Regions from separate parts of the Homo sapiens genome. Here all the other regions are linked to region 4. A link is a loop called in an ENCODE intact Hi-C map of the cell type or tissue named here. Cell type or tissue: chondrocyte. All regions are shown on one strand. Region 1 has its middle 230 kb from the start of LINC02227. Region 2 overlaps CLINT1 (clathrin interactor 1). Region 3 overlaps EBF1 (EBF transcription factor 1). Region 4 overlaps LINC02202 (long intergenic non-protein coding RNA 2202). Region 5 has its middle 220 kb from the start of CLINT1. Region 6 overlaps CLINT1 (clathrin interactor 1). Region 7 has its middle 150 kb from the start of CLINT1.

Evidence for each region. Peaks named below come from ENCODE experiments on the same cell type or tissue, not always from the same donor. Only the 100,000 strongest peaks of a DNase experiment are listed, where the experiment ranks them.
Region 1: a loop joins it to region 4, with 7 times the contacts of the local background. A loop is called at or near these places in 101 of 110 quality-filtered maps.
Region 2: it touches region 4 in a loop (7-fold over the local background); 26 of 110 quality-filtered maps call a loop at or near these places.
Region 3: it touches region 4 in a loop (4-fold over the local background); 107 of 110 quality-filtered maps call a loop at or near these places.
Region 5: a loop joins it to region 4, with 5 times the contacts of the local background. A loop is called at or near these places in 69 of 110 quality-filtered maps.
Region 6: it touches region 4 in a loop (3-fold over the local background); 8 of 110 quality-filtered maps call a loop at or near these places.
Region 7: it touches region 4 in a loop (5-fold over the local background); 17 of 110 quality-filtered maps call a loop at or near these places.

What each region holds. Positions count from the first base shown.
Region 1 is chr5:158,172,999-158,176,998 of GRCh38, forward strand. No RefSeq gene overlaps it. Among named protein-coding and RNA genes, the nearest start is that of LINC02227, 230 kb to the right of the region's middle. In chondrocyte, CTCF peaks have their summits at 2,127 and 2,337; a DNase peak (open chromatin) is centred at 3,436.
Region 2 is chr5:157,819,234-157,823,233 of GRCh38, forward strand. All of the region lies in intron 1 of CLINT1 (clathrin interactor 1), which reads right to left. Among named protein-coding and RNA genes, the nearest start is that of CLINT1, 38 kb to the right of the region's middle. In chondrocyte, CTCF peaks have their summits at 1,593 and 1,829; no DNase peak of the experiment used is centred here.
Region 3 is chr5:158,693,790-158,697,789 of GRCh38, forward strand. It overlaps EBF1 (EBF transcription factor 1), which reads right to left. Exons shown (of 16, transcript NM_024007.5): 16 at 2,131-4,000. Among named protein-coding and RNA genes, the nearest start is that of LINC02227, 290 kb to the left of the region's middle. RefSeq lists an enhancer at 3,982-4,000. In chondrocyte, a CTCF peak has its summit at 1,911 (motif pointing right); no DNase peak of the experiment used is centred here.
Region 4 is chr5:159,105,053-159,109,052 of GRCh38, forward strand. The region is part of intron 1 of LINC02202 (long intergenic non-protein coding RNA 2202); the gene reads left to right. LOC107986467 (a long non-coding RNA gene) reads left to right here. Exons shown (of 2, transcript XR_001742942.1): 1 at 1-44; 2 at 1,815-2,387. Among named protein-coding and RNA genes, the nearest start is that of LINC02202, 6.6 kb to the left of the region's middle. In chondrocyte, CTCF peaks have their summits at 1,926 (motif pointing left) and 2,189; a DNase peak (open chromatin) is centred at 1,909.
Region 5 is chr5:158,073,181-158,077,180 of GRCh38, forward strand. No RefSeq gene overlaps it. Among named protein-coding and RNA genes, the nearest start is that of CLINT1, 220 kb to the left of the region's middle. In chondrocyte, a CTCF peak has its summit at 2,255 (motif pointing right); no DNase peak of the experiment used is centred here.
Region 6 is chr5:157,853,564-157,857,563 of GRCh38, forward strand. All of the region lies in intron 1 of CLINT1 (clathrin interactor 1), which reads right to left. Among named protein-coding and RNA genes, the nearest start is that of CLINT1, 3.6 kb to the right of the region's middle. In chondrocyte, CTCF peaks have their summits at 887, 2,055 and 2,310; no DNase peak of the experiment used is centred here.
Region 7 is chr5:158,011,743-158,015,742 of GRCh38, forward strand. No RefSeq gene overlaps it. Among named protein-coding and RNA genes, the nearest start is that of CLINT1, 150 kb to the left of the region's middle. In chondrocyte, CTCF peaks have their summits at 2,373 (motif pointing right) and 2,576; no DNase peak of the experiment used is centred here.

The sequences.
Region 1 (4,000 bases), 930 kb before region 4:
GGCATGTTGGACAGCCTCTGAGAAATGGTACTTCTTTTCTTGTAGCTGACCTTTTCTGGGGCCTGTGAGCCAGCTGACCTTTGCATATCCCCTCACCTGCAATGGCTAAGGGATAACTCTTTAGTAACCACTCTTTGCCTGTCACTTGCATCAAGTAAATGGAAGTTGCCAAGGTTCAGCCGTGATCCAGAGCCTGAGTCTCACTAGCTGACATTAGGGTGAAAAGTGCATATGGAGAAATACCAGTAAGAACTTCAGTGGGACTGAAACTATGGATCATATGTAATGGGGAGTTGGGCCTTCTGGGTCATAACGGTGCAAAGAAGAGGCCTTTTCTGAAAGCCCTTGGAGCAGGTCACATATATATTCAGACATCCAGAACATCAGCATGTCCCTTAACCTAGTTTTCTCATTTAAGTTCAAGAAAGAAACCTGATTCCTGCTCAAGGCTCTTATTGCAAAATCTTAGAACTGGAAGGGACTTCGGAGATGACCTAACCCGACAAATATATAATATTCATCTTTCTACTGTCCAATCCTGTGCCCATAGCAATGGCAGCCATTGCTAATGGATGACAGTGTTCTCTCTGGAAAGGCCTAAATGCAGCCTCAGAACCCTTTAATGCCTAGTGATCCAAGCAACAGTGGAGTTGACCACCAACTCCAACCAGGACCTTCAACGTTTAGCTTCGCTCTCTTCACATGCTTCCTTCTTGGGTCTGTAGGATGAGGGACTTGGGGAATCTCGCATGGGCAATACAAGAATTTCTGTCTTCATTTGATGTTACCAGGAGCAACTGGAGATCTTGGGAAAAAGCAAATAGGTCAGGAGATATGAAGTTAGGGTCTAGTCTTGGTATTGCCACAAAGGAGCTGAGGGATCATAGGCAAGACACAAGCTCTCTGGACCTCAGTTTTCCTCATCTGTAAAATGAAGGGCTTGAGAGGACTACACAATGGCCCTGGGCCTTCTTTCAGAAGTGTGGCCTTGGGATGTTTTTGGTATGTTGAGATATATAGTGCTGATAGATGTTCCCTGCTCCTGAGAGGCAGGGTCTATGTTGTGCACATGCCCTACTCCAGCAAGGGCAAGCATGGGACCATCCCGCTGCCCCTCCATACTCCCATGCCTGTAGCAGACATTGACAGTCATTCACAGCACTCTTTTCTGCCCCATATGGATTTGATCTTAGAATCCTTCTCACTCTCTTTGGCAAGGGGTCTGAGCAGCCACCACCAACTGATCAGAGTTTGCAAGAGAAAAGAAAACCATCTGCCATCTGTTATGGGCTGAATTGTGTTCTTCCAGAAGTTGATGTTGAAGTCATAAACCCCCACTATCTCAGAATGCGGGCATATTTGGAGATAGGGTCTTTACAGAAGGAAAGACGAAACCGTGATAGAAAAAGGAAAGAGAAAGAAAGATTGCCACTTAACTCCAGATGGAGCCTAAGCCATCCTCTAGACTGCTTTGGGAAATTCTATTTTGTTTTGCTTTGGAAAAAATCACCTGAAGGCTGGGCGCGGTGGCTCACGCCTGTAATCCCAGCACTTTGGGAGGCTGAGGCGGGCGGATCACAAGGTCAGGAGATCGAGACCATCCTGGCTAACACGGTGAAACCCCATCTGTACTAAAAAAATACAAAAAACTTAGCCATGTGTGTGGCGGGTGCCTGTAGTCCCAGCTACTTGGGAGGCTGAGGCAGGAGAATGGCGTGAACCTGGGAGGCGGAGCTTGTGGTGAGCCGAGATGGTGCCACTGCACTCCAGCCTGGGCGACAAAGCGAGACTCCGTCTCAAAAAAAAAAAAAAAAAAAAAAAAAAGTCACCTTAAGTCCCAAGCATCAGACGCAGACTGTTGGCTCACCTAGAACGTTCTAGCTTTTTCTAGGAACTAAGGCCACAGATGGAAACAAAATCAGGCACTGGAGAAATAGGGGTGATTGGAAGACACTTAAATCTTCAACAAGGCTAAAGGGTTAAATCACATTTTTTCAGACCTGTTGGGGTTTGACTGGCTGAGACTTAAAAAGAGAAGCTGGGAACCAGGGAGCCTGCAGCTGGGAAAGTTTTTCTTCTCGCCTCTCAGCTAAGGGTCTGGCATTTCACCTGCTAGATGGCGCTGTCCTCTAAGGAAAGGCACCAGCTCAGCTTGAATGGGGGCTCAGTCAAGGAAACAGGGAACAACTAAAGTTGAAAAGAATTGATGGGCGGGAGTAGAGGGGATGGAGGCAGCCCTTTCCCCAGCAGCAACATCTCCTTCTGTGGTAGTGGCTCTTGTTCTCTTTATAGCTTTTATTTTGCAGTGTGGGAGTTTTGTATACTTCATCTGAAAAGTTACAGGGCCTTTGCTCTGAAGGAAAGTGAATAAGAAAATGAGCATGTGTGTGTGTGTGCGCACGTGTGTGTTTTGTGTATTATTGTCAGGAGGCAGGGATGGTCATGGAGGTCCCACCCCAAGGCTGCAACCTACAAATGACACGTCTCAGCCCTGGTCTTTGGCCTTGACTTACACCAGATCAGTGGGAAAAAGAAACAGTAAGTCCTTTCTCTATCCTGCCTGTAGAACCAGATGCCTGGGACTCTTGGTGGCTTTGCTCTGAAACCTTCTAGCTCAGCTCCATTTAGGGGCAAACTGCATGTAGGCACTGAGACCTCCGTTTCCGTGCAATTTTATTGTTAGACTGACAGGCTGGCTCCTGGTCTGCATGTGAAATCAGGGACACAGCCTGCAACTACTCCCACTCTATCAGCAGCCAGAAAGAAGGAAAACAAAGATAAGGGGAGGGGTGATGGGGGGATGGAAACCAGGAGGGGACCCATGAGGGAGGGGAGGGAGGAGCAGAGAGAGGAGACAAGGGACAAAGAACAGAGGTGAAAGATGAAGGGTGTGGGGAAGGGAGAGTGGGGCAAGGATGACCAGGTGTCCAGAAAGGAAGAAAAGGGCAATGGGGAGAGGCCACTGGGAAGCAGAGAGGCCGGCAGGCTGGCAGAAGTGGGAAGAAGACACAAGTGAAGGGAGGGGAGGGAGGCTTCCTTAAGCAAACAGGAAGACAGGAGGAAGGGAAGTCTAGTAATTAGGGAAAAGCTGACCAAAACCCAGAAAGGAGGAGAAGACTACTACAGTAAGGAAGCTGCAGAAAAGCCAGGCAGGAGATAGAGACAAGGAAGCTTTGAGGCAGGAGGCTCTGGAAACAAGGGAGGCAGAGAGCAGAGCTGAGCTAAGAAAGGAAAAAATCCAGGAGAGGGAACCAGGAAAACAACACAAATGAGAGTGAAGGAACAGGGAAAGAGCCATTAAAAGAATGCTTACCTTATAGTCGTAAAAACTGGAATGTGTGTGTTTTGGCCTGCGGCCATTGTCCAGGAAACACAGTGTGGCTTTTAAGCAAGTTGTGGAGTGGCGGCATCCACATGTTAGTAGCTCGCCCTGGTCTGCTGCTTTGCAATGCAGCTGTGCGGAGCTGCCCTCTTGTTGGCTGGCAGCCTGGTGCTGGGGACATCTGATGGGGTCTGCTGTTTGGACAGAGGGGCATGCCTGCTCCATTTATGGTGCTCCAAGTTCAGGCATCAACATCTTTTCCAGGACAAGAGTTGAGATGTGGTCCCTTTGAGGATGTTTCTCGGAGGGACTGTGGTTGAGGTTCTCAGAGGGCAGAGGGGGAGACATGGTTAAAGGCCATAGAGGGTGGAGATTTAGGGAACGGCCTCTGGAGTCTGATGGCCACCATTCAGTTCCTCGTTTTATCAATTCACTGCATAAACTAGCTCATGTCACTTCATCTCTCTAGACCTCTCTGGGCCTCAGCAACTCATCTGTAAAATGGGGTCGCAATCATACCTGTCTCATAGGGTTCTGTCTGGTAAGGCTTAACTGAGATGATCATGTGTCTATCAGAGTGGCTAGCTCATATTAATGCTCACTCAATGTTAGTATGCTTATTGCTGTTAGTGTGATGTTAGCATATTAAATGTTAGTAGGATTCTGTGTATGATCATT
Region 2 (4,000 bases), 1.3 Mb before region 4:
GAATCAATCTGGCTTTCAGATTTAAATTCAGAACACTGTTCTACTATGGAAGAAAAGCAAAATCCTATTATTTTCTTTCAAATCTTGGAGAAAGCTGCCTCCTAAGATATCAATTAATGTGACAAAATAAATATAAATTCCTTCCCCAGGACTAAAATAAATCCACAATCTCCACTGCCCACCCCCCCTTAAAAATGTTAAGACCACTAAGGAATACATTTTCGTTAAAATCCAGTAATGCTTCTATTGCAACAGTTTTATGTATAAATGTAGAAGAACAATTTTCCTCCTAATTTTATCAACCATGGAACCAAAATAAAACTAAGGCAGCCAATAACAGATTCACAATTTAAGATGCCACAAAATGATGAATTTCAGAATGCTTTTGTTTATCCTGGTGGCTGAAGAATGCGTGGCTTAGGCAGTTAAAAGTGTCAAAATGCAGCTGTGAAAATGAACAATAGCAATTAGGATTATAATTCACCCAAGCATTTCATTACCAAGAATGCACTTGAAATCTCTTTGCATTGTTTAATTTGTTGGAGAACAAGATGAAAGAAGTTAATCTCCAGTCCATGTACATGAAATATTTTTACCAGAGCCTTCATAAATGCTGTAGATTTCAGAACACTGCTTTCCTTGTTCAAGCGACAAAGGCCCATGGGTCAAATAAGAAAGGTTCTGTTTCCGTAACCCTTCACAAGATTCTTAGCTGAAGGCCTGTGTGAGTGCTGTGTTTAGAGGGAGAGGTGGCAGAGAGCCAATAATCTAAGAATCTCCTCATTTCTTTGGTTGAAAAACAATGGGAGCCATCAGAACATACTTACAATATAGTTATTAAGTATATCCACAGGAGGATATGGCAAACATAAAACAAAAAAATAACAGAACGCTTACACAAAGAAACCAGATCTATTAGAAGTTATTTTCCAGGCCAGGTGCAGTGGCTCCTATCTGTAATCCCCAGCACTTTGGGAGGATGAGGCAGGTGGATTGCTTGAGCCTAGAAGTTCGATACCAGCCTGGCCAACATGGCAAAACTCCATCACTACAAAAAATACAAAAATTTGCTGGGCGTGGTAGCGTGTACCTGTGGTCCCAGCTTCTCAGGACGCTGAGGTGGGAGGACTGCATAAGCCCAGGAGGTTGAGGCTACAGAGAACAAGACCCTGTCTCCCACTCCCCTCCCCCAAAAAAAGCTATTTTCCAATGAAGCTGTTGCTTTCAGAAACTGCAAAGAACCCCCTCAAGATGAGATTTGATGGCATAAAGAATTCCAAGACAAAGTATTTTAAGCTTCAACTAATTCAGAAACAAATGTAAACTAAAAACAACACTGTATGGTTTGGCCTTATTCCAGGTCATTTAAAAATAACTATTTCTAAAAAGGTAGAAATGGCATTTTAATCCTTCCTTTCTCATGTTTTCTACTGCCCTCAATCTATGCCCTACCCATAATTCCAGTGACCTTTTTTAAAAAAGAAAACAATCCCTCCGTGTTAAAAATAAAAATAAAAATTATGTCCAGATTTGAAAGGAAAAAAATGGCTAGTTTAATTCTGAAAACTTCTGACACAAATGTTTTAAGAATATATCACAGACGCTAGAGGGGGCACTCTCAACGGTTTCTTAAACACACACACAACAATCCAGACAAAGGTCTAGAATTTGATCTGCAAACAAAATTACAGAAAAAGACACCGCCCCTCCCCAATAAATTTCATACCATTTAAACTAACACTACAGTCAAACAAGTGACTTACGGACTTTCACCAATCCTAAATTGAGATTCCTAACTTGAAATTTTAAAAAATTATCTCTTTACACTTAGTTGTTGTTTTTTTTAAAGTACCGGCAACCATTATTATGACCTTCTGTTGAAGGCTCAAAGTCTTTGGATACAGGCTTTTCTACTTACATTTCCTTTCATGTAATTATCATTATAACACTTAAAGGTAACCAAGAATACTTTGATAACACCAAAAAAATTTTCTGTATATTATTTTAAACCAGTCTGACAGTAATACCAAAAGAAAACTTGACCCACAAAATATCTAATGATTTTTAACATTTCTGCTGTCACCATCAATAACTACCTTTTATTTCCAGATTTTTATCTGTATTTAATTTCTGCAAACATAAACAGACATGAGATGTAATAATGGAGGGAAAGTAAAAGAAGAAAAATAACTTTAAGAAATGCTGCTGTTTCACAAGAGAACATAAACCAGGAAAAAAAATGTTGCTGTAATTTTTACATTTCTTCACTAGTTTAAATAGTATCTGTAATTTTCAGAACAATCTAATAGTCACCAGAAAGTACAAAATGAGCCCTTCTCACATGTGTTCTATCTAGGCTTACTCAACATATTAACTTTCTCTTTGCTTAAAACAAGAGTCTTGAAAATGAGTGACTTGAAGAGTAGGTTTCTCTGTCCTGATAAAGATAGGTAATTACTAGGATCACACTGTTTAAATGTAACAGTTACAACTACTGGGTAGTTCAGCAGTATAACTGGCTAACAATACCAAATCTTAACGGACTCTAATATTAGGCCAAAAAGAAAGTTAAGAGAGGGAATGAAAGATGGAAGGAATCACCAAAGAATGAAGAATACAAGAATAAAATCCATAGACACAATCATTATTGTTTATGAAACTGTTTGTTGTTTCCAAAGTGCTTTTACTCATTTTCACATTTGCTTCTCAGAACACTCCAGCAACTTCACTCTGCACAACTCAGCAACACTGACTCACTAGATCTTTAGTGCCAACTGCGAGAAGTTACCATCCTCAAGTTTTGCACACATGCTTTGATATGGTTTGGCTGTGTCCCCACCCAAATCTCATCTTGAATTGTACTCTCATAATTCCCACGTGTTGTGGGAGGGACCTGTTGGGAGATAATTTGAATCATGAGGGCGGTTTCCCTCATACTGTTCTAGTGGTAGTGAGTAAGTCTCACAAGATTTGATGGTCTTTTTTTTTTTTTTATACTTTAAGTTCTAGGGTACATGTGCACAACGTGCAGGTGTATACATGTGCCATGTTTGTATGCTGCAACCGTTAACTCGTCATTTACATGAGGCATATGTAATGCTATCCCTCCCAAGATCTCATGGTCTTATCAGGGGTTTCTGCTTTTGCCTCTTCCTCATTTTCCCTTGCTGCTGCCATGTAAAAAGTGCCTTTCACCTCCCGCCATGATTCTGGGGCCTCCCCAGCCATGTGGAACTGTGTCCAATTAAACCTCTTTTTCTTCCCAGTCTTGGGTATGCCTTTATCAGCAGCATGAAAATGGACTAACACATGCTTCTAGAGCTATGTAAACACAGCCAGTATTCAGTTAGTCAAGGGTCAACTATTCAGTTTGTAAATTATTAGTGTTCATCGTAGCCCTCCTCTTTATTCTCCATTTTCTGCTTATTTGACTACTTGACATTCAGATAATATCAAATTATTTTACTTGGTAAGTTTCAGTCCAGTTTTTAGAGGTAGAATTGATTAAAAGCTAAAATGAGGCTTTTACTTACAGGCAGTCAATACTTCTTATCTACATTAAGAATCATCAGTAAAATAATTAACAAGAAAAAACTTGAGCAGTCCTTGTTGGTATTTTTTCCTCTTAAAAGTTCAAGAATATGCTTTGCTAAAACAAAACTATACACCAAGAGAAAAGGTAAAGTATAGGTATAATGTGGTACTAACTGCTAACAAAGGAATAAGGAGTAAAGTGAAACAGATTGAGAAGTATTTTTCCCAGTTTGCCTTTTAAATTTTATTCCTTTAAAAAAAAACTGAAGTCAAATGAATCTATATTTTTTATATGGTTTCTCTTTGTTTTAAGCTTATTGTCAAGATTTCACTCATCCTGAGATCAGGCAATCTTTTATTTGAGACCTCTAAATGTGTTCTGACGTACGCATGCATACACACACCCATACTAAGATAATTTAAAAGACAGAAACATCTGGAGACAGAAATAAACATAACTTAGTTC
Region 3 (4,000 bases), 410 kb before region 4:
CCTCCCACTCCCTGTCTGGTTGTTTTTATCCCTAGTTTACCCCCTCATTTTTTGTTTTTCTTGAGATGGAGTCTCGCTCTGTCACCCAGGCTGGAATGCAGTGGCACAATCTCGGCTCACTGCAAGCTCCACCTGCCGGTTCACGCCATTCTCCTGCCTCAGCCTCCCCAGTAGCTGGGACTACAGGCGCCCACCACCACGCCCAGCTAATTTTTTTTGGTATTTTTAGTAGAGACAAGGTTTCACCATGTTAGCCAAGATGGTCTCAATCTCCTGACCTCGTGATCCACCCTCCTCGGCCTCCCTAAGTGCTGGGATTACAGGCGTGAGCCACCGTGCCTGGCCCACCCCGATTTTTTAACCAGCATAGCCCCTATGAACAAATATGGGGCTGTGAGTTTATGAGCCTTGCCATAGGCCCTACAGGCAGGAACTATGGCCCATTTGCTTAGTGTACCTGGCAGCTAGCACAGTACCAGGCACGTGGTAGGTGCTCAGGACATGTTCTGAATTGAACTCCCAAGCCCCACAGTCTCATTGTGCACATCTGCACACTCCACTCACATAGTTTTTCTGTTCCTAAATGTACCTTATGTGCTCCAAAGCTCAGTGTTCTTACACCTCCCTCATTTCCTCTGCCTAAGGGGCCAGGCCCACCTGGTTAGCTCCTGCTGAGCTTTTATACCTCAGCTCAAATGTTACTTTCTCTGGAGCCTTTCCCAGCACTTCAGGTTAAATCAGATCCTGCTGCAATGTACTTTCAGAGCATTGTAGACATTTTCTTCATTACCATGATTCGTTTGTTACAGGCACTTGAGTGGCTGCTTAACGTTCATTTGCCCCACTCAAGTATGAGCTCCAAGTGGGTATAATGTCACCATGGCCCACCGATGTATCACCATGTCTTGCCTAGCACCAGAGGCATAGGAAACGCGCAAAGTTTACAAGCATGAATGAATAAATGAACGATCGAGTGAATGAGCACTTTCAAGAGGTAGCCCTTAAAGACTGTAGGGGCCAGCGTGTCAGAGGTGTGGACGTCAGCTGTGCTCTGTGGAGCATTGTGGCACACCTGTCTCAGCCTGGCCGACCATTCTAGCATAATTTGAATATAAGTGTGTCTTTTCTGAGATGGTGTGCATCCTGAGAAAAGGGGCCTCTTGTTCAATCTTTATCTTCTGCATCTAATACAGGAAACTATATCAAACACAGAATTCAAAAGAAACATATATTGAATGGCCACACTTTTCAGCAAGTTTCTTTAAAAGGATGGCAGCTTCTCTAACTTATATATCACTCTCTTTCATTACTCAAATCGGGCTATATTCCAAAGCCGAAACAGTGCCCACCACATGTGACTGTGTTGCAGCCATCCTATCACCTCTGGCCATCAAGTTTCCGTTGGCCTACAGCCTATCTGCTGAGTTTTTGAGGCATTTTACAAGTATCATTAACCTCATCATGTTCAATAACTGTAAAAGTAGGAAAATCATTGAGTGTGCATTTAGAAAGACTCATGATCATGATGGAATTTAAAGTGAAACAATTTTACATGAGTAGGTACCTATCTAGTATTTGTGGAATGTTTCACTCCTGTCCAACAGGAAAAGTATCTTATTCATGTGGGGTTAAAAAATATTGATAACAGAAGGCTCAGTTCACACATGCCTCCTCATCAATGAGCCAGGGCACATAATTAGTTGACCAGAAGGCTCGCTGGGATTAATTAGCAGCTGTGTGTGAAAAGCTTGGTTCAGATTTGTAGCACGAAGGATAGGGGTTCTAGAATGGCCACTTCCTGGATTCACAGTTCAATCACGCAGGAGGATCTCAGGGCTTGGCTGTTGAAGTTGCTGGGGGCTCTTGGCTCCTATATGGACCGGTGTGGGCATGTGCACATCCAGCTACCGCCGGCAGAGGGCAGCAGTACGCTGCGCGTGTTCAATTTGCATCCCAGATTAGCAAATCCCCAAGGACCTACATAAGAAAGAGGGTGTCCCAGCACTACCCTAATTCCTTTTCACTGGGTATCAAGACTGATCTGAGTCATTGCAAACACAGACCTTTTACATTATGTTGGACTTTGGCTCATCTGAAATAGAGAAATGAATACACAACTAGGAGCTGCCATCACAGACAGGAAGTAACTTTAATTAAATATTGTGAAAGTTGAAAAGTTTTTACAGCTTGAATTTTTGCAAAAAAAAAAAAAAAATTTAACAATCTCTACAGTAGTTAGGTTCTCTAACAATTGAACTGTACAGTGTGTGTCTATTCAAAAAGTTTTGATAAGAAGGTGAAAGGTTAGTAGATTTAGAGATGACTTCATTTAAGCTGCATCCTAGTACAATGTGAGGCCAGGGCAATGTTATGCAATCCAGTCATCCAGAAGCTGTATTTTTTCCCCCAACACTGAAATCTTAATTTAATTCTTCATTTCATTTTCTTCTTAAAGCCATATTCTGTATTTAGGGGAACATCTTTTATTTGTAAAACTTTTGTGGAGAAGAAAGAGGATCAGAGGGCCAGAATGTCTTTTCATCTAATCAATAGAAATAGAAGCAACAAAACACAAATTATACACATTTTAAAGGCTCTTTGGACTTTCAAGAAGAGTTCTAACCACTGCACATGGCTGACAGATGGGTAGTGTCTGTTGTCAAGGTCTAAGCCGGACACCTTCCCGGCTGACCGTTCATTCCTTCAGAAACAGTTAAGGGGCTCACCAGATAAAATATGGCTTTAACTTGTGTACATCTTCAGGCCAGCGCTTACCACGCAAATTCAGATAACCTTTCTGAGTACCGAGAAGCAATGCGTCCACCTTGCTTACATTTTCCAGTTTTTTTTATTATTATTAGTCATCATTATTATTTCTCACCATGAAAAACAGCTTTCCTCCCTCCCCTACCCTCCCACAACTCCCCTCCCCCACCCACCCCAACCCATAAAAATCGCACTCTTGACAGCCTAGTGAAAACCATTGCAAAATCCATATGGGGGCATGCACAGTTGCAGCATTGTTGTAAATGATTTCTTGCTCTACTAGAAAAAGTTACATTGTCTTAAGGTAACAAAACAGTTCTTTTGTGCTTTTCGATTTCTTTGTTTTTTTTTTTTTCTTTTTTTCTTTTTCTTTTTTCTTAGAATGTTAGTGATGACTGACAGTTCTGGTGCACAGTTACAATGTACAAGTGAAATGAATATGATTTGCATTGTTAAGGCATCCAATCTGCTGGTTTATATTTATGTGAAAGACAGAGGAAATATACAAGCAGACTTAAGAAAGAAAGTATGTTCATTGATTTCTATGAAGTTTCTCCCTAGAATTTAATGCACAAAATGCGTCACTCCAAAGGGAGAGATTCCATGCATATTAATAGAGTAAAACAGCATTAGGGTTGTTTTGTAAGCTTCCAAAGCAAAGGATACATTTTTTTTTAAATCTACTGAACTAAATACTACAAGAATAATATGCTACTATTTTTTTTTTTTTGCCATATATTGGAAAAAACTTCTTAACTTACAAATAATACAAAAATAGACAATGACTTTTGGGTGGAAATTAAAAAAACTGAAGCATGGTTTATAACAATACTAAAAATAACTATAAATGAAATGTTTAAAAATCACATTGAAACAGCTAATACAAGTGTAGGTGACCAAACAAATACGCACTTTTCACGTAGCAAACATACACAATAAAATAAATTGGGGGTGGAAGGAAGAGGAAGAAGGGAAAAGCAATGTACAAATTCGAAAGATAAATACATTATTTATATGGATATTTTACAAAATCCCCTTTAAAACAAAAAGCCTTTTAATTAACTTTGCAAGTATGTGCAAGCTAAAGGTAGTGAGCTTTTTTTCTTTGCAAAATACGCAGTAAAATCTTTTTGTGATATTGAAAAAATGTCTTAAGACATTAAAATGTATAAATAGAACAACAACTTTGGCAAAAAATCACAAAAAAAAAATCTACAGTATTTATAACTACATA
Region 4 (4,000 bases):
CCGCCACAGACCACGGCAGATAAGACCACTCCGGCGTTTTACAGGTGAGCAAACAGAGACCCTGTGAGCGAAGTTGAAAAACTTGTCCACGGCCAACAGCTAATAAAGTCGCCAAGCCAGAATATCGCTAAAGCCTGTCCCCTTAAATATAGAGCCAAACCGTCCACCCAGCTGTGGCGCGAATCTCTTGTCCCCCAACTCTCAAGTGTCCTTTGGCTCTGGAGCTCCTGGGCCCGGGTTCCGCATCCGGGAGGAGAAAGGAGCGAGCGCGCACGGTGCCTCCCGAGGGCAGGGAGCAGAGGAGAGGAAAGGGGAAGACTATGAAACGTCCTAACTAATGCGCGTACTGAATGCGCATTCACGTGGTCAGTTACCGATGTGCTTCTCTCTCTCCTGGCCCGCAGGGACAGAGCGCGCCAGGGACGTGCCAGCCCCGGCCCCGGCTCTGCCACATTTACTATGTGACCTCCTGTCAGTCATTCTCTCTCCCAGTCCTAGATGAGATCTTAGAGCTCACGCAAGCTTGCCTGTTGGAACAGACTAAGTATCTGACTTTGCGGGGATGTTCCTGATGCCCATCGAAGGACAGAAATCTGGACACTTGCGGATGTGCTTTAATGGGGGAGATGCTGATTCTGCCCTGGCGTGACCATAGATAGCTAGAAGCTGAAGTCATTCTGAGTCGGGAGAATACAGTTGGGGGCACTGCCGGAAAGGATCTTTAAGTCCGAGGATGCCCTAGGGCGTGATCATATCCCACCCGGTGGCCCTTGCCCACAGTCCCCTAGTCCACGAGATTGGAATCCGATCTGGGAAGGTCCCTGCTCCCTTGGTAGAAGGAGGCTCTGGGATGGGAGAAGGGAGCTTCTTAGCGATTTGAAAATTAGCATCCCTTCAGTAGCGCAAACCTTATGGAAGAAACCTTGGCCTTAAAACATTCTCAGAGGGGAGACTGGGAGGAACAGGCCTGTTTATTCAGGGGAAAGTTGGAGAAGGGAGGGCGAGTTTAGCAGAAAAGCTCGAGATGCCTGGATAACAAAAAGTTTGCGCTCATACTTCCTTCGAGGGACAATTTGCTGAATATTTACACACCTTTGCGTGCTGCGAGGTCTTTGTTGGCTACTGGGATGCGAGATGTGTATGATGTGAATGTGCAAATATGTTTGCATGTGCGAAAAGTGGCTGCACATTTGTGGGCCAGTGCAGTAAGTGTGTGTTTGTGCCGGTGACAGAGAGCACTTGGCTGAATGTGTGCGTGGGTGCGTAAGGCATTGGTGCACACGGGCGTGAGTGCGCATGTGTATAGTGTGTGCACGTGTCATGTGTAGTGTCTAAGTGAGTGGGCTGTGCATTTGCAAAAGTCCGTGTGTATTGTGCAAGAGCATCGTAAACGTGTGTGAGCCTGAACTCACACGTGGTTTTGTGTGCACGTGTGCGTATGAAATTCAGCAAAAAAAAAAAAAAAAAATCCAAAAAAATCTAGGTCTAGGCAGGGTGCGGACCGAGGGCCCAAGGGCAGGCGTGCAGACCGCTACGACTTTGGCTTTAGGGAGACGCCTTCGGGGCGCAGGGCCCGCCCGAAGACGCGGGTTAGCATACAGCTCAGCTCCAGGCAGGCGATGCGGGTTCCCAATGCGGGCCTACAGATTACGCGGACTGAGCTGGGAACGGTCCCTGCTGGACAGTTCCGTGCTCTTAATCCTTCCTCGCCTACGGTCTCTGATTATTGATGCTTGCCGTGTGTCCTAAAAGGGACCGCTTCCGGTTTATTTGCTTATGTATTTATTATCTTTATCAACGTTATTTTTTGGCAGCTGCCGTGAAGATGCCAAACCCACCAAGACTGCGCTGCCCCACCTCTCCGAGGCTGTCCTGGGAGTGCGGGTGACCCGCGAGCTCCAGAATCTTTCCTTAAGGTGGAGCCACAGCGCCACCTCGCGATCCTCCAGCTTCCCTCCCTCATGGCCACGGAAGGCTGGCCCTTTCTGGTCCAAGCCCCCAGGGTCCCACACTTACTGGTTTTCCATGCACTTTCATTATTTCCCTTTCTCTCTCTTCAATGTTCCCTTATCCTGAGTATTGAGGTCCCCAAACGCGCCTTTCTACCCCACGTTTGGACATAGCCGGAATGTCTACCTCCTTCTCCATCCGGTGAAGCACTGCTCCCCCTAAAATCACCAGCTCAAAAGTCACCTCTATGAAACCTTTTTAGACTTTTCCAACGCAGTCATTCGTGCCTTTCCCTGGTTTCCCTACTGCTCGCATCACATTGGACAGGAAATGCTATTTAAACGTTTTTCTCCTCTCCCTAATCAGGGAGCTCCTCTGAGAGGAGCCATGGCTGTCCTTGCTTATTCAACAATAAAACCTAGTATATATCAAGTGCATACTATGGAGCGTTTAATGCACTGTACTGTGCAAAAACATATTGTCTTATTTCATTTTCCCAGCAAAATCATGAGGAAAGCACGAATATTGTTTCCCATTTTGCAGATGAAGAAACTGAGGTTAGAGAAAATAAGTACCCATCCAAGGTAGCATTGCAGAGCCTCATCCAAGTCAGCCTGTCGGATGCCAGAGCCAACTTTTCTTAACCTCTGACTTGCAGACTTATTCAGCTGTATATCCGTGGGCTTTGTGATAGGAAAAGACACAGAATGAGTACTTGTGTGTTTATGAATAAATGTATCTTTTAAATTATTTCTTCTCCTAGAGAGTTGGGTGTGGGAAGGCACTGCAATTATCAGATACTTTGATTGAAATGTCACCACAATTATTTATCTCTAAAGAGTATTCCTCTGCTAAGTAGCTAGGAGACCTTGGTCAAGTCACTTCATCCTCAGTTTCCTAAGTTCTAAAAGTAGGTTTTCTGTGGAGGATTAAATGAGAAAAAAAAATGTGAATTACATGATATATAGCATTCTAGTCATTGCTCAGTAATTATAATAACTCGAAACTACTGAAACACACACAAAAAAAACAAAACACAAAATTGACTTACCCTAGTCACACAGAATTCCCTGTACCTCTGTATGAAATCATCTTACTGTTATATCTTCATTTTCATCTTAGACATGAATTATATAATAAATATTTTTAGTTTATGGTGGTTAGGGTGTTAATGTTAACCCTGCTCTGTTACAAATATTTAAGGGGTAGTGGGAGAGATATAATCAAACAGTAAACCAGCAAACTTTGCCTCTTGTAATTTCCTCCTGCTTTGTAGATCTTTACCAAGAAAGATTTAAAGAAAGGCTATAAAAGTACTTATTGGCCAGGCACGGTGTCTCACTCCTGTAATCCCAGCACTTTGGGAGTCCGAGGCAGGTGGATAACCTGAGGTCAGGAGTTCGAGACCAGCCTGGCCAATATGGTGAAACCCTGTCTCTACTAAAAATACAAAAAATTAGCCGGGCTTGGTGACGGGTGCCTGCAATCCTAGCTACTTGGGAGGCTGAGGCAGGAGAATCGCTTGAACCCAGGAGGCAGAGGTTGCAGTGAGCCAAGATCGCACCATTGCACTCCACCTGGGCAACAAGAACAAAACTCTGCCTCAAAAAAAAAGAAAAAAGAAAAAGAAAAAGATGCTTATTATTCTGGAAAGTACAAAACTCTATTTTTTAATTTAGGGGAGATTCTGAGCTAGTTTAAGTGTTTCCCTACTTGAAAACATCATTGCTACCAATACATTAAAAGTTTAAAAATATGTGTCTAAGCAAATGATTGTATCCAAATAAAAGAAAACTCAAATAAAATAATGTATTACTACTAATATATTAAAAGTTTAAAAATACATGTCTAAGCAAATGATTGTATCCAAATAAAATAAACAAATGAAGGTTGTCTGAACATATTCTAGACCTTAAGACATTTCCCAAAAAGGTTAAGTTTTAAAGATTTAACATCTCTTTCTAGAGTGACCCATTAAACAAACATTCCTATTGTCAATTAGGTGAAAATGAACTTTTTCCCCTGTTACGGCTATAACTTTCCTACTGTC
Region 5 (4,000 bases), 1.0 Mb before region 4:
TCCCAGTCATGGGCAGCCAGGGAAGGATTTCATTCAACAGTTACATATCCCTTACACAGTTCTGGGCACTGTTCTAAGCACTTTACAAATGTTACCTCATTTAATCTTCTCGGCTCCCTTGAGGTAGACCATCATCTGTGCTTTCATCATAAATCCAAAATGCAGAAGCACCTGAAGGGTACGTACTGTCTTCCAAATACTGTTCTAAGTGTGTCAAATACAAAAGCCCACAAGGTAGATCCTATTATTATTATTATCATTCCTATTTCACAAGTGAGGAGACCTAAGTATGGGAAGATGAAGAAGCTTGCCCCAATGTCACCCAGATAGTAACTGATAGTTCTGAGATTTGAACCCAAGCAGTCTGGCCTTAGAAACCACACTTGTCTACTAACTACCCCAGCTGTCAGCACCCATTCCTCCATTTCTTAAAAATAGTTAACTCTTTTTGGTTTGTGAAACTTTAAGAAAATACAGTAGCTCTGCTTAATGTGAATGTGTTGATTCTCAAACTCATTGACTGAATTTTCTAGAATAGTTAGATAACTAAGAAAGCAGGAAGCACTGAAGCGTGTTGAGTTTGGACTTAGACAGTTATGAGCCACCTACTAGCTGTATGCTCTTGGACGAGTTATGTTACTTCTTTAAATCTCAGTTTATTCATCAGTGAAATGGAATAATATGCTTACCTCATGGGGTGCGGTGAGGATTCAATGAGAAAACCATATGAAGACCTCAGACAGTGCCTAGAGAATGAGGAAACACACCAATAATTAGATTTTAAAAAATTATTATAGACAATTATTTTGCCATAATAGGGATTGTCTTAGTGCAGGTATCCTATTAAACATGCTCTATGAGCATCTTTTTTTTTTTTCTTTTTTTTTTTGAGACGGAGTCTCACTCTTGTCACCTAGGCTGGAGTGCAATGGTGCGATCTCAGCTCACTGCAACCTTTGCCTCCTCGGTTCAAGGGATTCTCCTGCCTCAGCCTTCTGAGTAGCTGGGATTCCAGGTGCCTGCCACCATGCCCGGCTAGTTTTTGTGTTTTTAGTAGAGACAGGGTTTCACCATGTTGGCCGGGCTGGTCTCAAACTCCTGACCTCAGGTGATCCACCCGCCTTGGCCTCCCAAAGTGCTAGGATTACAGGCGTTAGTCACCGTGCCCGGCCTATGAGCACCATTTTTTAATCACCTTCATTTTGTAATTAATGACTGGATTGTTTTATCTGATGAATGACAGTCTCTTTCACTGAACTATAAACTTCACTGGACTGTGAACACCATGTATGTATTTATATCATCCAGTCTTCATGCCAGGGCCTTATTTGGTACCTGGGTGTCCCGAGGGAATATTTTGTGTTCCGTAATGAACAAAGATTGGACATTTTACAATATAAAACATTTTAAGGATAACTCTGGATATAGGAACATTAGTTTACAAAATCAAATTGGGGATTAATTCTGTGCCATTTGGAATCAATATCATCTGATGGGTGTTTTTCTGCTCCAGGTTTGGTTCTGGACTGACTGGATTTTACATCAGTGTCTCTCAGACCACATCTTCCCCCTATTTGCATTTGACCTTCCTCTTTGTCTGGGGGACCCCATCTGAAAAGTCCCCCCCAGCAGTGGCCCATGCTGTATTTCACCAAAAAAGATCTGTATTTAGAAGGAACATTTACACGTTATTGGTGTCTCTCTGAGAGCGTAAGGTGCTTACCATATAGCTTGGCACAGTTTTCATTAAAGAGAAGAACAAAGAGAGGCAAAACATGAGGAAATTACTAAATTCCAACATGAAACTGAGAAGATATGCCCCTACACTTGCCCTCATAAACATTAAGCATTTTTTTATGGTGACATTTTTAGCCCATTCTGAAATGTATTGATTTGTTTCCTGTGAGTCATTGTCTGTTTCTGCTTTCTATGTTAAAAAACATATTAAATATCAATGTGATGATATAAATATATACGTGTGGGTGGATGGGCGGGTGAAAGGAATTTTCTTTCAAATTCTAAGAAGGGAAATAGCTTTTTCATAGGTTCCCACATCATCCATCAACTCATCACATCCTCAGTCTACTGCATTTCCCCCCTCGACACAAAACTGAATAATCACTCTGGTTTTAAAGCTTGAGAGAAAAAGTTTCAGAAGGTTCTGGAGATGGCCTGTTATTTGGGAGACAGCTGAAGTTTTTGTAGCTCTAATTCTGGGTTGAGGGGACGTCCAGCCGCTATCTCCATTTTGAGCAGTAGAGGGCAGACGTCTCCACTCCCGCCTGCCCAAGATCACCCCGGCAACTTTATGTTTATGCAAACAGCCTTTGACATAATAGCTTTGAAACAGCTGAAAATTGAATTGTGCCTTGAGGCCAAACATCTAGACCACCACCTTTGTTATATTCATCTGCCACAGTAAATTGGGTTCACCATTGGCTCTGGGAGCTGCTTTTTCCTCGATTCTAGTCCCACATAACTTTGCGCAGGAGAAAGACAAATGCGACTTCCTCACACAAAACGTTGGCAGGGTTTCATTTCACAAACTCTTATCTGAGGGGCTGGAGATTGCTGTGTGGATTTCTCCAGCCAACTGAAGAAAATAAAGGGGAAACTGGAAAGCTAAACCAAATCCATCTAATTCTGGAATATCTCTGTGGGTTTCCATAGCTTTTTAGCTTCTCCACTTAATCTAATTAGGACTTTGCCTCCCGAAATAAATACCTAATAAAGAATGAACCTATTAAAAGACTAAATTTACTACACACACGTTTGTGCGAACCCTCTGCCTGTTTCCTTGAAGCGGTAATGCCGATGAAATTGAACGTTGTTTGACTGGGTAATGGTCTCCCGCTGTAAGACGGATTATAGAAAATAAACATGGATGGGGGGGTGGGGGGCGGGGAAGCCAGCCGCTTTATTGAATTCCGCTGATGATAATGCCATCACCTGAAATCGCTGCCTGAAAAGAGTGTCAATGGGGGAGAAGCAGCAGCAGCAGCCAGAGCCAATTTGCAACTGGGTAACAGTTCATTTTAGAAGTAATTTTATTCTGTTTTGGGTTCACTGCCCTGGTTTGGGGGGTTAACAGAAAGTAGATTTTTAAAAGAAATCTGATTGTGGGCCTCATGGATGCTTTTCAAAGGAGGGCATTTAGGCATTGACTAATTGATTGGTTCATTTGTTTATCAATAAATATTTCATAAAGGCCTACTCTGTGTGAGGCGCTAGTTAGGAGCTGGGGATTTGATAATGAGCAAAGCAGGTTTGCCATCACTCTACTAAAACTTAGAGTCAGCGCAGGAGGTAGAATTCATTCATTAGCAAATATTTATTAAGCACTCACTTTGGATCAGGCTTATAATCAGAAAATAACTATACAATTACAACCTGGATGAGTATTATGAAGGCTCGGCAGTGAGGTTGCTGGACTGGATGTCCACTATTTCTTTGAAGAACAGTTTTAAGGAAAATCATGTAATATCAAACAGACCCTCAGATCAGTATGGAGGTCAGAAGATTACAGAGTTTATTAGCATGTTTGTGAGTTCACTTAATGGGTTCAAATTCAATTACCAAACTTCTCTGGACCTCAGTTTCCTTATCTTGATAGAAGTTTCTAGTAATTCCTGTCCAATTTGCCCAATAGGATTGACGTTTGAGTAAAATGAGAGACTAGGCATGAAAGTGCTTTGTAGTTGTTGAAAATAAGAGAAATTATTATTAACGGCACGTGCTCTTCTAGGGTGTACCCACAGGATCTTACAATATTCTTGGGTAGACAAGAGGAATACAGGTTGATCAATGGTGAGTAATTCAAACAGTTTAGGGAAAGTGGTAAAGTATATGGCACAGAAGATATGTTGAATGAGGTCAGGGAGAAGTCAGGCCTGGAAAAATGGATGGGGTTTAGAAAGAGAAGAGCAGAAGTCTGAAGCCAGTTTGCATTTGGGGCTCATGGGATGCTGGTGTTCACACTGGCAGTTGGAACACACAGCTC
Region 6 (4,000 bases), 1.3 Mb before region 4:
GTCAAGAGTTCAAGACCAGCCTGGCCAACATGACGAAATCTCGTCTCTACTAAAATTACAAAAATTAGCCGGGCATGGTGGCACGTGCCTGTAATCCCAGCTACTCAGGAGGCTGAAGCAAGAGAATTGCTTGAACCCAGGAGGCAGAGGTTGCAGTGAGCCAATATCGCACCATTGCACTCCAGCCTGGGCAACGAGAGCGAGACACCATCTCAAAAAAAAAAAAAAAAAAAAAAAAAGAAAAACTGCTTGTAAACTAATACTAAAGTGTGCAAGAAAACATAAGAGGCAGTTAAGTGCTTTTTAAAAGCACCCTGACAGTAGTACTAAATAGATTAAACTACAGAAAATTACCCCTAAGAAATGCTAGCAGAGATAAACCAAACTCATCTTTCTTTGGAATTAAATTCCTAATATCTACTTGTGTCCAGTTACTAGAAAAGGAGGAGAATAATTAATTCATTGTTTCAGCAATAACAATTACTTATAATCGGTTCAAAGAAAAGTTGACATGGGAAGACTAGAAAGCTGACAACTATCTTACTATCTCTGCTTTCAAATTCCAAGAAGCAAACTGAACAGAGATTTACTGGTAAGATAAAGAAAATAAAGGGGATGATATCTGAAGACTGAAAGAAAAGAAAAGAAAAATAATCCATTCAAGTTGTAGCATATTTGTAGTGGCAAGGTTCTTGAAGGCAGGTATTGTATGTTTCGAGTTCAGAAAATAGAGTACTAGACCAGGCGCAATGGCTCCCGCCTGTAATCCCTGCGCTTCAGGATGCTGAGGCAGGCAGACTGCCTGAGCCCAGGAGTTCAAGACTAGCCTGGGCAACATAGCAAGAACCCTTCTCCACAAAAAAATTTTTTAAAATTAGCCACGCATGGAGGCGCAGCTGTGGTCCCAGCTGCAGTGTGCATGTTTGCATCACTGTGCTCCAGCCTGGACAACTGAGTGTGACCCTGTCTCAAAAATAAAAAATAAAAAGAAACCAGACTACTAATCCAATAAATAACAAATGTATTGCCTGTTAAAATAAATGAATATACTATTCTTTATAAAAGCAAAAGTTTCTCCCTCTGGAGTCAGGAGACTAGAACAGCAGTTTCTACAGCTCTATTACATTATCTAAACATTTAGGAACTAAAACCAAGCAAATATACATCAATAAAAATCAACTTATGAGGGAAAATGCAAGCTATGCTTAGGAGAATAACTTAAAATGGACTACCCATAGCTGTTGCCTTAGGACCTTAGCCAGAGCTGTTTGAATCACTATCAAAAAAAGGGCCACTGAGGCTGGGCAAGGTGGCTCATGCCTGTAATCCCAGCACTTTGGGAGGCCGAGGTGGGTGGATCACCTGAGGTCACAAGTTTGAGACCAGCCTGGCCAACACAGCAAAACCTCAGCTGTATGAAAAATACAAAAATTAGCCAGGCATGGAGGTAGACGCCTGTAATCCCAGCTACTCGGGAGGCTGAGGCAGGAGAATCATTTGAACCCGGGAGGTAGAGATTGCAGTGGGCTGAAATCACGCCATTGCACTTCAGCCTGGGGGATAAAGTGAACTGTCTCCGAAAAAAAAAAAAGGCGGGGGGGGGGGCGGGTCACTGATGAAAGAGATTTACCACTAATATTACTCCTTGCAAGGAAAGAGAAGGATTCGCTGAGCTTGAACAAATAAGTAGCAGTTTTGATCTACCACTACCATGTCACCTTCATTACATTCCTCAAATCTAGAGAGAAAATAGAACTGCAGCAACTTTCAATTTTACCATGTATAGGATGACAAAATATAAACATGTCCAATTTTATTACAGCCACAAGTAAAGATAGGTCATAGGATGACAATGATTAAGCTAGTGCTCCTAGTTGGTGGGAATGGTGCCACTTATCCTTTCCTGCCACATCGCCTTTTATGCAACTTGACGAGTGGGAAGATACTGGCATTCCAAGCTCTGGCAGGCCTATGGCTTTATCTGCTTCCCTCAGTTCCACAATGTTCTGCAAAACAAATCCCTCTACTGCCACCAGGAGGTGCAGCGATTGTGGAAAATATACCCCCACTTCCAGAAAAAGTCTTCAAGGTCTCAAAAGCCAGTGTTTGAAATACATCATTATCACTTTGAGTAGCTGAGATGGGTGGATCACCTGAGGTCAGGAGTTCAAGACCAGCCTGGCCAACATGGCGAAACCCCGTGTCTACTAAAAATACACAGATTAGCTGGGTGTGGTGGCAGGCACCTGTAATTCCAGCTACTAGGGAGGCTGAGGCAGGAGACTCGCTTGAACCCCAGAAGTGTAAGCTGCAGTGAGCTGAGATCTCGCCACTGCACTTCAGCCCCGGGAACAAGAGCGAAACCCCATCTCAAAAAAAAAAAAGAAATACATCATTACACTTAAGAGCCGCTACCATACTGAATCTAAGAGTGGCTCCAGGAAACACATTTTTCAGAGTACATTTCTTTTTCTGAAGTAAAACCTCACTGGGTATCAATATACACTAAAAGTCCTAGTCTTCCTGAGTCATGGTCTTATTTATTGCATAAAATATTTAAGTATAACATTTATTGATTACCACTTTTTAAGAAAATTTCCCTTTTCAGCCTAAATTGTCTACAGAGGATAATGGCTCCAAAATTTGTCTGCTATTGTAAAAACTAGTTCCAACTATTTTTCCTTGATGGAAATGCATTTCTCCAATAGCCATCAAAGGTGGAAAAAGTCTTACTCTAGCCAGGTCCCCTCATTTTACAGATAAGGAAGGCAAAGTCTGGAGATTCATGTGATTCTGCCTCAAATCATACATACAGCTAATTAAAAACGTAATGCCAGAATATGAACCAGATAGTTAAACCCCTAACCTTTCTCTCATAGAAGCCCTCATTCTATTGATCCATCTATCTGAATAGCCCTTAATCACGTCACTGCTTCTTCATTTGCAAGTTCCTTCATCATTTTATACCTCTGATAATCAGACCAACCATTCTATGGATGCACGTCTATTATGGCATTATAAGGTGCACAGTCTAACAGATCCACGGTTCTGTAAGATGCTTACATTTGGGGGGAAGAATTTCTTCTCTTCTTGCCAGTGAAAAGATGAAAATTAAAATCCCGAGTACTCATCAGTAAATCAACCTCATGTTCTAATCTTAATATGTGTCAGACACCCACAAAAGCCTTAAAAAGTCTTTGGTGACAACATTCTTCTATGTTCTTGAATAATTTGGTTCAAGTCTACATCCTAAATTGGGTAGTAAAAAGATAGATAATATTTTTCAACAATAGCTTTTCCTTTAGATAACTACTTACATGGCAAATTTAACCTAAAGCACGTGAAGATTAGTAACAAGTGTGATAAGCAAATATGAAAGGTACAACAATAGTAGGAATATTGCCTCGATTTCTGTCTTACGAACAATGTACAGCCTCTTCAAATTTTTGAGTACCACAAATTTGGTCCTCTAAGAGAACAAGGTGTTTCTTAATGGTTTTATTCTTCTGACCTCTGACTGAGAAATAAGGAGGCAGTGCCAGGCACGGTGATGCATGCCTGTAGTCCTGGCCACTTGGGAGGCTGAGGTGGGAGGATCACTTGAGCCCAGGAGTTGGAGGGTGCAGTGAGTTATGAACACACAAAAGAATGAGACCCCATCAAAAAAAAAAAAAAAAAAGGTAGCTTTTAGTCTTCTTTTGGCCTTTAAAAAACTATTTAAGTTGATATCCTAATCTTTACACAATATACTAAAAAAATGCCAATGAACCTAGATCTGGAAAAGATCTAGTTTATTTCATCTTCGGTAAGCAAAAGCAAAGAATATATAAATAGCTAAATAGTCCGAAATAAATAGCTGAAGCCTTAATAGCCAAATGAGTTGTTATAAAGGAAAATTATTAAAGCAAATCACTTTTCAAACTTGAAGCTTCTTTCTTAAAGAGGTTTATTTCACTCTAAATGCAAAACATTTGCTAGTTTCAAAAGTACACTAATATAA
Region 7 (4,000 bases), 1.1 Mb before region 4:
CTCCCATTAGTGCAAGGGGTGGAACTTTCCTTAATAGAAATTACTGCAAATGGATATAGGAGTCATGGGGGTAATTGACTAACCAAGGCATAAGCATGTTTGCAGAAAGGAAAAGCCACAAAACAGTATGCCTTTGCCCATTAGCCCCAAAATAAAAGTGAGTGGCAATTGCTGGCAATCGATCTTGGACCAAGAGTAGAGCTCTTCAGGATGTCAAATTGCATGGAAATTATAACAAGGATGCTAATGTTTATTGAATCTGGTGGACTGTGTCGTTTATGAGTTGGGTGATTTTCCAAGAAATTGTAGTTTACTTATCTTCAGCTTTCTGTGGTTGAACCGTCTTGGTGATACACCTTGGGGGAAGCTGTCTTCTGGAGCTCCTTTGAGAATGCTCTGCTATTCTTTTTACTGCTGGATTTGAAACTTGACTCAGCTTGATGGCCTGGAATTTTACAACGTAAACAATAGTGCTACCCAGTCATGTCTCAACAGCCTTCTGATGGAGAAGTAGATGGAATGTTCTTTCAGGAAATCAACTTCATGAAGCTCAGCTCTATGCTCAAATGTGGTTCCCAGCCCCTTGGGTTGTGTCTGACTCTCAGTGGAGAGCCAGGTACTCTGATTCTTGTCTTCATTGGTTGAGGTGACTTTGATAAAGTTCTCTATCCTTGCTGAACCGGAGTCATGTCTCTCCTGAAGATGGGAAAACTATACTTAGTATGTTCCGCTAGCTTTGAGGATTAGGCATCATCATTTTTGGAAATCAGGGGCTTGGGGTTTGAACACAAAGCATTGATTTGGTATCGCCTCATGAAAACAACATATTTTGAACATCTAGACCTTTTTTGCCACCATTAAAAAATCCCATCCCTAGACCAACAACCCTGCATTAAGCAGCAGGCTTTGTGCACTGGACCCTGTACAGCTCAAGCTCTTTAAATATTTACAGTTGGAACCCAGATGTGGCAGGCCTCCTGGGGCTGGCTGGTGCTCAGACCGTTCCCTAAGGTCTTTGGGGCATGAACAAGAATGGAATTTTACTGAAGATTTCAAGAGAAAACAGGGAATATGGTTGGCATCATAGACCACACAATAGAAAGCTAATAAAGCTCTGTCCTCTGCCAGCCACCTGTCTCTTAATCCAAACAGCCTCTCAGGACTCTCCTGTCCAGGCTATTCAGCTTGTGTCTGTAACTTATATGCCCCATTCAGCTAAACCAAGCCCTGGAATTAGTCTTAGAGTGATCATCAAATGCCTCTTGGAAATCTCCTCCCCATCGAAGCTTCTGATTTATTCACCAAGTTAACTTTATTGAGGGTGGGTGAGTTCACCTACTAAGTAAAGATTTCCTCTATGTTGTTATATACCCTGTCCATTTCTATAGAGGACTGTGAACCTTTTTAAGCACTCCAGGTCTACGTGAAAACAAAACTGAATTGCATAGCCTAATACAAGGCATCCTTCATTTCGTTACTGATCATCCTGTTGCCTTCTGGTCTCTCCCTCAAGAGAGTCCTTCAGTCACCCCCTGAAGTAGGGAAAAATGGTTTTGTGTTCACCTCACCTTTCTTTAACCTGTCGGTAGCCCCCTTCCTGTTCCCCTGTTGAGCCACAACAGCTAGCCTTGTTCTTCCTGGAAGAAGTCACTCAGATTCTCTCCCTCTCCAGGATTTCTTCACCCCCACCCCCAGCCTTGCTGTGACACTTGAAAGGTGATAATGAATGACAATGATGTAATGTGTCACTGCTGCAAGGCTATTTGCATTCAAATAAGGACTCTGGCAGTTGCATGATCTGAACCCAAAAGAGTGACTCCTTCTTAGGGATAATTGCAGTCTTTGGGGCAGGCCAACGAAGCCAGGGTTTGGCCTAACTAACATTGTCTATGGATGCCCTTGCACCTCGGTGAGGGCTAGATGCACTGCGTGAGATGGGTGGATGAGGGAGAAGTGAAAAAACACATTTGACATTACAATATGATTCTATGTTAAATGGCTTGTATGAACTGCTCTGCAATCACAGGGTACAAATATCATCACATCTCTTTGACTACCGTGTCCGCTGCTATATCCTTAATGTTTTAAATAGTGCCTGGCACATAGTGAATGCTCAATAATTATTTGGGAATTGGATGCATGGATGGATAGATAGATGATTTAGTTTTCCAACAGATTGCTTAATCTCTTCCTCACAAACGGACTCCAAATATAGTTCTCTTGAGACTTCCAGTCCTGAAAATGTCTATGAATTCCAGGATATTTTCTTAATCTCAAAAGAACTGGTTGGGGCAGCCAGTCTTCTTTTGATACCAGGGGAATCTGGGGAGAAATCCCTATGCTGTCTCGGCTGTTTCTTTCTTGCTGCCAGAGGGTGTCGCTGGTGAAGCTGAATTCTGCACGGTCCCATAGGCTCGTTCATCTGAGAGGAGCCTTCAGTGGTTCTCCAGGGAGGACATTCCACTTCTTGTGGGCTAGACTGGGCCATGCGTACTGAGAGCTCTGGCTGCCAAGACATCAGATTTGATCCTCTCCTTGAGTTCAGGTGCACAGCCACATCCCAGGGCACAGGCCAACCCTAGGAGGCTGGTGCAAGACTAGTCTTAGCTTCCTGCACTCACAAACCCAGAATGCTTGACCCTCTTTCTGGAGATCATTCTCCCAAGGAAGCCTATTTCAGGGGTTCAAGGAGCATTTTCAACCCCTCCCCTTGGCGTGACATGGCTAGAAACTTCTTTTACTAAATAGAATCAGTAGTGGTAACAGTAGTAGTGGTAGTGATGCCAATTATGTTATGTGAGGCACCATACAAGAATGTAATCCTTACAATGATCCCATGATATAGATATTCTCATTATCCCCACTATAGAGATGAAGAAATCTGAGCACAAAGAAGTTATTTGCCCAGGGTTTCCACTGTACTAAAGAATGTCATAAAGATTAAGATACAGGCTGCATACTTTCAGAGTGTGTGCACCTAAATACTCCATAATGATTTTCACAGCAAGCCTATGAGATAGTATTAATGGTTCCATTTAACAGATGAGGAAACTGAGGCTTAGACACTCTCAGATGATTTGAAGCACTGTAGAAAACAGGATTCTGCTCTTGGACAACATAGAAGGATCATGTGGTTTATTCATACCTTTGGTAGCAAGGTACCCAGAGGCTATGGCCCTGAGATTCCTGCCCTTAGATGTGTCCCCGGTGTTTATTAATTGATCTTACAATAATGCATGGATGCAGATGCCCCCATTTGAGACCCTTCCTCTGAACCTTGCCTTAGAAGTATCACTAGGTAGAAAAGATCCCACTAAAACCCCCATAAAACAATAACAAAAACATCTGTCCAACCCTACTAAGGTCAGACATGAATATATCAGACCTTACAACACCTTGAGAGAAAAGGCTGTACCAAGATTTGAGGTCCAGCCTGTACCTTAATTCGAAATTGAATTTTCCCTCCTATACCTATAATTTTAATTTAATTTAAAACTGAGCTAAGTCTTTGGGGGCAAAGTGAGACAATTTCTTTCTCTGAAAGAGAAAAGGCATTTAGGAGAAAAGCTTTTTTTTTTTTAATTAAAATTTAAACTTTAGATTCAGGGGGTATATACACAGGTTCATTATAGGGGTAGATTGCATAATGCTGAGGTTTGGACTTCTATTGATCCCATCACCCAGATAGTGAACAGAGCACCCAATAGGAAGTTTTTCAGCCCTTGCCCCTCTCCCTCCCTCCCTCCTTTTGGAGTCCCCATTGTCTGTTGTTCCCATCTTTGTTTGCATGTACTCAAGGTTTAGCTCCCACTTATAAGTGAGAACATGTGATATTTGACTTTTGTTTCTGCATTAATTCACTTGGAATAATGGCCTCCAGCTGCACCCATGTTACTGTGAAGGACATGATTTTGTTCTTTTTTATGGCCAAGTAGTATTCTGTGGTGTATATGTACTACTTTATCCAATCCACCATTGATAGACACCCAGGTTGGCTTCG